Linked DNA regions of Homo sapiens: region 1 is linked to region 2. The links are chromatin contacts, found by Hi-C or POLR2A ChIA-PET in ENCODE. All regions are on one chromosome and are shown on one strand. Each heading gives the region's core, a stretch centred on a gene start or an enhancer-like site at or near the end of the contact. The rest is flanking DNA. Distances are from core to core; before and after follow the strand shown.

Region 1 (3,964 bases), core at 808-3,307, 1.0 Mb after region 2:
GGCCTCTGCATTCCCGGCTTCTCTTGGCATGAGCTGTGCCTGTAGAAATCGATGCGGGTCATGGTGCTGACTGGATGTGCAGGCCAGAGGGAGGGAGACTCCGGGGTGGCACCCCTGCTTCTGGTCCTTCAGGGTCTGGGAGGGCAGGCTGTGAGCAGGGACGAGGGGGTCAGGTGCAGTCAGCTCTGTGCGGGGAGGTGACAGGCTTGGTGTGACTGCTGACGCTGACATGCTGGCAGGACACCGGGGTTAGGGAGCAGGTGTCCAGCAGGTGGCTGGAAGAGGTCAGGGCTGGAGCCCTGGTGTGGAAGTTCTTCACATGGAAGGGAGAGGATAAGATAGGCAGGGATGAAGTAACTGAGGGAGACGATGTACAGAGAAAAACCAAGAGCAGAAACCTGCAGGTGCTCTCCTTTGGGGATCAGAGAAGCATCAAGAAGAGGATTACGTGCAGGAAAGTGGCAGAGACGTAGTTCAGGAAAGCCTACCAGGAGAGGAGGCGTTTAGAGGGATGATAATGTGGTTCATTATAGACATGAAAATAATCTCACTATCGTCATAATAGGTGTGAGACTCCATTACAAAAAGCATGTATGAAATCCCTTCTGGATTGGGCACCATGGCTTATGTCTGTAATTCCAGCACTTTGGGAGGCCGAGGTGGGAGGATCACTTGAGTCCAGGAATTTGAGACCAACCTGGGCAACATGACACTACCCCATCTCTACAAAAAACCAAAAAATTGGCTGGGTGGGTGTGGTGGTGCGTGTCTATAGTTCCAGCTACTTGGGAGGCTGAGGTGGGAGGATCGCTTGAGCCTGAGAGGTGGTGGTTGCAGTGAGTCAGCTGTGTTAACGACACTGCACTTCAGCCTGGATACAGAGCGAGACCCTGTGTCAAAAAAAAAAAAGAAGAAGTAAAGAAAACACATACACACACCCACACAAACACACACACACACGCGCACACACACACGAAACCCCTTCTGTAAACAAATGAGGATGTGGTCAGTGCCCTTCAGCTCAAGCCACAGACCAGCATCTGAACAACCCTGGGCTCATTGCAACCAGGAAGGGAGCACACTGCGCAAGGCCCTGGGGTGTCTCAGGAGAGGGGTTCAGGAAGGACCTGCTCACTTGGGCTGCATTAGGGGATTTGGAAGAGGTTTTAAGGATGCGGAGCTTTCCTCCTTGGATTGGATTCTATCGGAAAGCAGGGCTAATTCTGTGAATTGTGGTCTTAAATCTTTTCCAGAAGGAGAGAGGAATGAAGTGAAGCTAGAGCTGTTCTTGGTGAATAAACTGCAGTCCCTCATAGTAGCCAGGCCAGGGAGTGTTTGAAACAGCAGGAGGGACGCCTGAACTCTTAGGGGAAGAAAGCAGGAGATAGTGGGTGCGGTGACGGGAGGGAGTGGAGGATGGCCTTTCTGTAGGGAAGGAGGGGGCTGGCTTGGGAGGAGCAGAGAAGTTAGGACGATCCTTCTGTGACCCACACAGACAAAGAGCTCCCGGTCATGGCTTTTTGATATAAAATCTCAGCCGCTGAGCTCGCTAGCATTTAGGACTCAGGAGCGCACACGGCTGCGGTTGCTTGTTTTTCCAGCCGTCTCTTCATTTCTTTGCTTGATTCCCAAGCATGTGTCAGAGTTAATGGAGCGGTTCTATTATTAAACCACTTAGAAATTTAAAAGGCAATGTACTCAGGTTTGAATGGGACCATTAGTTATTGGGAAAACAACATTTGTAAGAGAATTCCTTATAAAGCTCAATGTTACCCCTTGGAACCACATCCCTGAAAAAAACAGGATCACCTCCAGAGCTTAGAAACCGGCTACTCTGTGCATTTGGTAAAAAGCAAAGGCATCTCTATTTCCAGTGGAGTGCTTCACGAAACACTTCAAAATATAGATCTGAAACTCGCTTTCTGGTTTAGTGTCTACCGAGAAGGTGAGATTCAGTTTTCACTTTTGAAGAAGTGTGCAATGCTGCTGAAAGCCACAAGGGCTTCCTTTGGCAGAACCTACACCTGCTAAGATGCCAGGGCGCCATGCGCCGTTCTGTTCTTTACTGAGAGTCATCAAATGTATTTTAAACTATATTTTTGTTGATGGAGGCATGGTGGCTTTAGGATATGGTGAAGATGTGGAAGGGGCCGGGGTGGGGGACTGTCAGCTGGGCAGTCTGGAGAGAGTCCTAGGAGGTCTTGTGGCATTATCTGTGCCCCAGTTCTATTTCCTGCTGGCTAGCAGACACAGAGCAGCCTCGACCTTGGCATTAACCCATGTTTGCGTGGCTCAGCAATTTACAAGTCTCATCCATAGGCATTACTTCACCCATTTCAGATCTCTCTCGGAAACAGGTGCAAATAGTTTCCTTCAAAGGGCACACATTGCTCACACAGTCAGAGTCAAGGCGAATTTGAATTGTACCCACGAATTTGAATTGTACCCAGTTCCAAATTTGTCTGGCCTCTATGTGCCAAGTTAGACATATGTATGTGTGCATAAATGAGGTGTCTGGCACGGGACCTAGAGGCAACTGGGAAGGGTGAAAAGCTAGATTTGGAGCTATGAAGACCTGAGTTCAGGTCTTGGCTTGGTCTCTTATTAGTTACTTGACGTTGGGCAAGTTATTTGCCCCTCTGAGGGTAAATTTACCTCTTCTACAAGATGGAGCTGGTTACAGTACCTTCTTCTCAGAGGGATTTCGAGGCACATATGAGACATGGAATGTGGAAGCATCTTATAAATGATGAAGCACCCTGCATTGGAGATCACCGGCAAACTCAGCGTGTCTCACGGAGGGTGTGATCAGAACGCTGGAAGACCTTGGAGTCCTATCGTGTGTGATGGTGAAAAAACCAGCATGGCTTAGCCCCAGAGACAAGTTCATCCCTCACTGCCAGTTTCTGGCAGGTCGACACGGTGTAGAGGAGCTATGACAAAGCGAGTGGGTCCCTGGGGGACTTCTGCTGAGTCACCTCTGAGTCTCAGTGCCCAGCCCGGTGCCCAGCACATGATGGGGAAGTAGAATCTAATCGAACAGTGACCACTAGGAACCACAGGTGCACTTCTTCTCTCCTTTGTTCCTCCCTCTTCCCTCTCCTCCTCCTGTTTATTTTTGTGTTAGTTCTCTCTGGCTGATGTTCAAATAGCTCTAATTATTGAGTTGTCATTTTGCATTTAATTGTTTGCCCATGAGTTGATTCACTTATTTAACACAATTTATTCCAATGCACACACTTATTGTGCAAAATGAGAGCATTTAGCTGTGACATTGACAGGGGATCAGAGACCAGGAACAGAGTTCAAGAACGCTCTTCCTGAGCAAGTCAGCTGAACACTACTCCCGCCCCAAAGCCTCCTTAGTCAGGTAACACTGCCCCCACCCCAAAGCTTCCCTATCCGTGAAACTGGGAAGAAGACAACTCTGTCCTCAGTATTGTGGAGCAGATCACATATGTGTGAACACTCTGTATTAACTGAGAAGATATGAGGTCTTTTTCGCAGAACAGATGCTTCCCAGAGAAAACCAGACAGTTGCCATCCAGAAAGAGGGGTGATGACGGTCAGCGAATTTATAAGGTAGAGTCTTCAGACCAGGGAAAAATCACTTTCAGGGATTCTGGAAGCTCCTGGGGAGCACTCATGGGGTCATCAATTCTTGCTGAGGAAGTTAAATCAATCAGCAGTAGTTCCCAGTTCTCTGCAAATGCTATAATGTCCTTGGGGGATATTAAAGCTACTTTTTCTCTAAAAGAATGAGGAATGGGGAAAGGAGTTCATAAAAGCTTGTTCCATTCAATGCTGAGCTATTTGGTGTTTGAAAAAAATCTTTGTTTGCTGCCCTAACCAGATGAGTGGCTTAAATAATATAAATGTATTTTCTTACAGTTCTGGAGGCTGGAAGTCTGAGATTGGGCTGCCAGCACAGCTGGGTTCTGAAAAGGGTCCTCTTCCTGACTCC
Region 2 (4,122 bases), core at 1,316-3,815:
AGTTTTGGTGTCAAGGTCATGCTTGTCTCCTAAAATGTACTGGTAAATGCTCTTCTTTTTTCATTATTTGGAAGCATCTGTATAAGATGGGTGTTATTTATTTCTTTTTAAAATTATTATTATTATTGAGACAGAGTCTCTCTCTATCAACCAGGCTGGAGTGCAATGGCATGATCTTGGCCCACTGCAACCTCTGCCTCCCAGGTTCAAGCAATTCTTGTGCCTCAGCCTCCCAGGTAGCTAGGATTACAGGCGTGCAACACCATGCCCAGCTAATTTTTGTATTTTTAGTAGAGACGAGGTTTTGTCATGTTGGTCAGGCTGGTCTCGAACTCCTGGCCTCAAATATTCTCCTGCCTCAGCCTCCTAAAGTGGTGGGATTACAGGCGTGAGCCACCATGACTGGCCTATTTCTTTCTTAAAAATTTGGTAGAATTTGGCCAGGCGTGGTGGCTCATGCCTGTAACCCCAGTACTTTGGGAGGCCGAGGTGGGCAGGTCAGGAGTTCAAGATCAGCCTGGCCAATATGGTGAAACTCCATCTCTACTAAAAATACAAAACTTAGCCAGGTGTGGTGGTAGGCGCCTGTAGTCCCAGCTATTTAGGAGGCTGAGGCAGGAGAATTGCTTGAACCTGGGAAGCGGAGGTTGCAGTGGGCTGAGATGGTGCCACTGCACTCCAGACTGGGTGAAAGAGCAAGACTGTCTTAAAAAAAAAAATTGGTGGAATTTTCACATTTATTGGCCTAGAGTTGTTCAGAATATGCCCTTATGATCTTTTTAATGTCTGTGGTATTTGCAGTGATGCCCCTACATATTGGTTAGTGATGCCACTGATATCAGTTTATTTTGATTTTCTTTGCTCCGTTGCTCAGACTGGAGCACAGTGGCCCGATTATAGCTCACTGCAGCCTTGAGCTCAAGCAAACCTCCCGTCTCATCCTCCCAAGTAGCTAGGACTGTAGGTGTGCATCACCAAGCTGGGCTCTTTTCTTTTTGATCAATCTTTCCAGAGTTTATCGAATGTATTAGTATTTTCAAAGAGCTAATGTTAGTTGGTTGAGACTCTCTTCTTAAAAAATATCTTTTAGGCTGGGCGTGGTGGCTCACGCCTGTAATCCTAGCACTTTGGGAGGCCGAGGTGGGCAGATCACTTGAGGTCAGGAGTTCGAGATCAGCCCAGCCAACCTGGTGAAACCCCGTCTCTACTAAAAATACAAAAATTCGCCAGGCGTCGTGGCGCGTGCCTATAATCCCAGCTACTTGGGAGGCTGAGGCAGGAGAATTGCTTGAACCTGGGAGGTGGAGGCTGCACTGAGCTGAGATTGAACCATTGTACTCCAGCCTATAGAGATGAGGACTCAATATGTTGGGCAGGCTGGTCTCCAACTCCCGCCCTCCAGCAATCTGCCCGCCTTCGCCTCCCACAGTGATGGGATTACAGGCACCAGCCACCACAGCAAGCCTTTGTGGAGCCTATCGAAGCTTGCTTTCTCTTTTATTAATTTCTCTTTTTTAAACATTTCCTTCATCCCATTATTTTTCAGTTTAATCTTTTTTCTAACTTCTTGGGATGTACGATTATATCAAAAATCCTCTTCTCAATGAGATCTCTCTTGAACATCACATTTCAGACTGAAATCACCTTGTTGTTCCCATTCTCCTCTCCTCTTTATTTTTCTCCTTGGAACTCACCACCACTTAACATACCACATATTTTCCTTATTTATTTTTGTCTCTCCCCATCAGAATACAATCTCCATGAAGGCAAGGACTTTTGTTTACTTTGTTCACTGCTGAATCCCCAGGACACAAACCAGTTCCTGTTTAATAAATAAAACAAGGAATGAATGTGTTAGATGAAGAAACAATAAGAGCTAAATTTATTGAGCACTTACTGAGACTCAATTATATTCACTCATGCATTTATTTATTCAGTTATTTACTTATGCAGAGAAGGGGTCTCGCTTTGTTGCCCCGGCTGGTCTCCAACTCCTGGCCTCAAGCAATCCTCCCGACTCAGCCTCCCCAGGATTACAGGCGTGAACCAGCACGCCCGGTGGAGACTCAATTATAAGGGGCTCACAGATAACATCTAATTCTTACAGAGGAGTAAACTGAGGCACAAGTAAGCAGGAGAGCCGTGATTAGAAACCTAGGTCTAACTCACAGCCCGTGAGCTTTCCTCCAAGCCCCGAGGCTTCCCCTTAAAAAAGCCAGCAAGGGGCGAGACTCGGAGGGCAGAACCCACGGAGGGCGGAACCCACAGAGGACAGAGCCCGCGCTCGCGAGCACGGCCTTGTCCGACCCCCCGTGCCGCCGGAGGAGCAAGTCTGTCTTGGAATGAATGATCGTCGGAACGGAGCTTGATCAAACCACTCAGCAGTAGGCGTCGCCCACTTTCTTATTGGTTGGTTTTGGTTCTCAAGAGTAGGAAAGTTAGGTAGTCCGCGAGGGGTCTGCGAGCTTTGCGGAGCCTCGCCCCCGAGCGCGCGGTTTCCCTGCCGCGCAGGCGCACGGAATCCTAGGCGCGGATCTCGCGTTTCCGGCCGGAAGCTTCTCCAGCCTTTCCCGGAAGCTGCGCTCGCTACCCGGGTAACGGGTCCCGGCTGTGGAAGCTCCCGCGGCGCCGCGATGGACCTCGAGGAGGCGGTAAGGAGGCGGTGCACCTGGCGGGCCACGATCGCCGGGGCCGGAGGAGAGAGAAGCTGAGGAGGAGCGGCGGAGGACGCCGCGGGTTGGGGCGGCGACGCCACCGGCTGGAGGAAGGCGGGGCGGAGGGCTGCAGGGCGGGCTAAGGACTGGGGCTGGCCGGCCGCATGCGCGCGCGGCTTTGGTAAAGAGGCTGGAGTTTCTGGCTCGGCGAGGTTGTGGGGGAGGGAGGGTGTGGTGTTTGTCGTTATGGGTGTGTTTAAGGATGAAGCTGTGGGTTTTGTGGGGTGGCCACCCACAGGGCTCATCCTCGAGACTGGACCACCCACAAGTTCCCTTTAATGCTGGGGTGGGTGAGGGAGGGGCAGGGGTTGGAACCTGAGATGCCGCCGGGTAACCCCTGTCGGTCTCTCCGGGAATCCTTGCCACTGTCTCCAGCAGGGATTCTAAATTCGGGTTTGGGAACTCCCCAAATTGTCCAGCTATCATTCATCGTAGTGTTAGTACGGGGTCACTGAACACTTTACCAAGTTGCCAAAATTGATTTGGCATGCATTTTGTTTTGTTTTAGGTACTACGTAAAATGGCACATTTTTGTTTTTTATTTTTGAGACAAGATCTCACTTCTTCCCCCAGGCTGGAGTACAGTGGCACGATCACGGCTCACTGCAGCCTCGAATCCTGGGCTCGAGAGATCCTTCCGCCTCAGCCTTCCAATGAGCTAGGGCTACAGACATGCACCACCAAGCCCGGCTAATTTTTTTTTTTTTAATTTTTTGTAGGGGCAGGGGTCTCGCTATGTTGTCCAGACTGGTATTGAACTCCTGGGCTCAGGCGATCTTCCTGCCTCAGCCTCGCAAAGTGCTGGGATTATAGGGGTGATCCCCCGCCCTCGGCCAAATGGCACACGCTTTGATGGTATTAAATGATACTCGATAATTAGATCAATGCTAACAACAAGTCAAACTCCAAAGAGTTGGGGATCAGAGAATTAGGCCTGTATATACAGGAGCAGTACGGTCTTATAGTAGAGGCTTAAAAAATGTTTACTGATGATGGTTGGCTAACTTCTGTAAATGCTAGGCTGATGAAATGAATAATTGTAACTCACCATTAGCTAGCGTATACCCAGACTAGGGATCATGTCTGGTCTGTTTTGCTCACCATTGAATCCCCAGCACCTAGTAAAAAGCCTGGTACACACATAGTTGATACCCCTTATGCTGCCGAGTGAATAAATCGAAACTTGAAACCATTACAAATCTAGTTCCTCTGTGGTATGCGCTTTTAGTGTCCTGGAGGAGTTCCAAATTGTATTTGCATTTTTTAAAAGTCTTCTCTATACTTGTTTGTCATCTTCTCACAGTATTTTCAAGGAGCTTTGTTTACTCATCTTTGGTTCCAGTTTACCCCTACTACCTCCTTTTCTTTTTTTTTCCTGTCACACTGCATATTTCAATAAATTTTCTCC

What was found. Hi-C counts contacts between places; a loop is a spot of excess contacts on that map. ChIA-PET counts read pairs that join two places held with the same protein, here RNA polymerase II (POLR2A). Pooled maps may share reads with other maps.
Region 1: a loop to region 2 is called in a pooled map, with 8 times the contacts of the local background. The contact joins the enhancer-like site here to the promoter of TAF1B in region 2. A Hi-C loop is called at or near these places in 2 of 50 pooled maps. POLR2A ChIA-PET finds 5 or more read pairs at or near these places in 2 of 52 experiments (activated CD4-positive, alpha-beta T cell and activated T-cell).

What each region holds. Positions count from the first base shown.
Region 1 is chr2:10,863,079-10,867,042 of GRCh38, forward strand. No RefSeq gene overlaps it. Among named protein-coding and RNA genes, the nearest start is that of LINC01954, 13 kb to the right of the region's middle. RefSeq lists silencers at 805-854, 1,885-2,054. Within about 2 kb of position 2,058, at least 3 of the 41 ENCODE cell types and tissues checked have a DNase peak (open chromatin) inside an H3K27ac peak, as active enhancers do.
Region 2 is chr2:9,840,909-9,845,030 of GRCh38, forward strand. TAF1B (TATA-box binding protein associated factor, RNA polymerase I subunit B) reads left to right here and starts at 2,566. Exons shown (of 15, transcript NM_005680.3): 1 at 2,566-2,651. The coding sequence starts at 2,634. RefSeq lists a silencer at 2,847-2,926.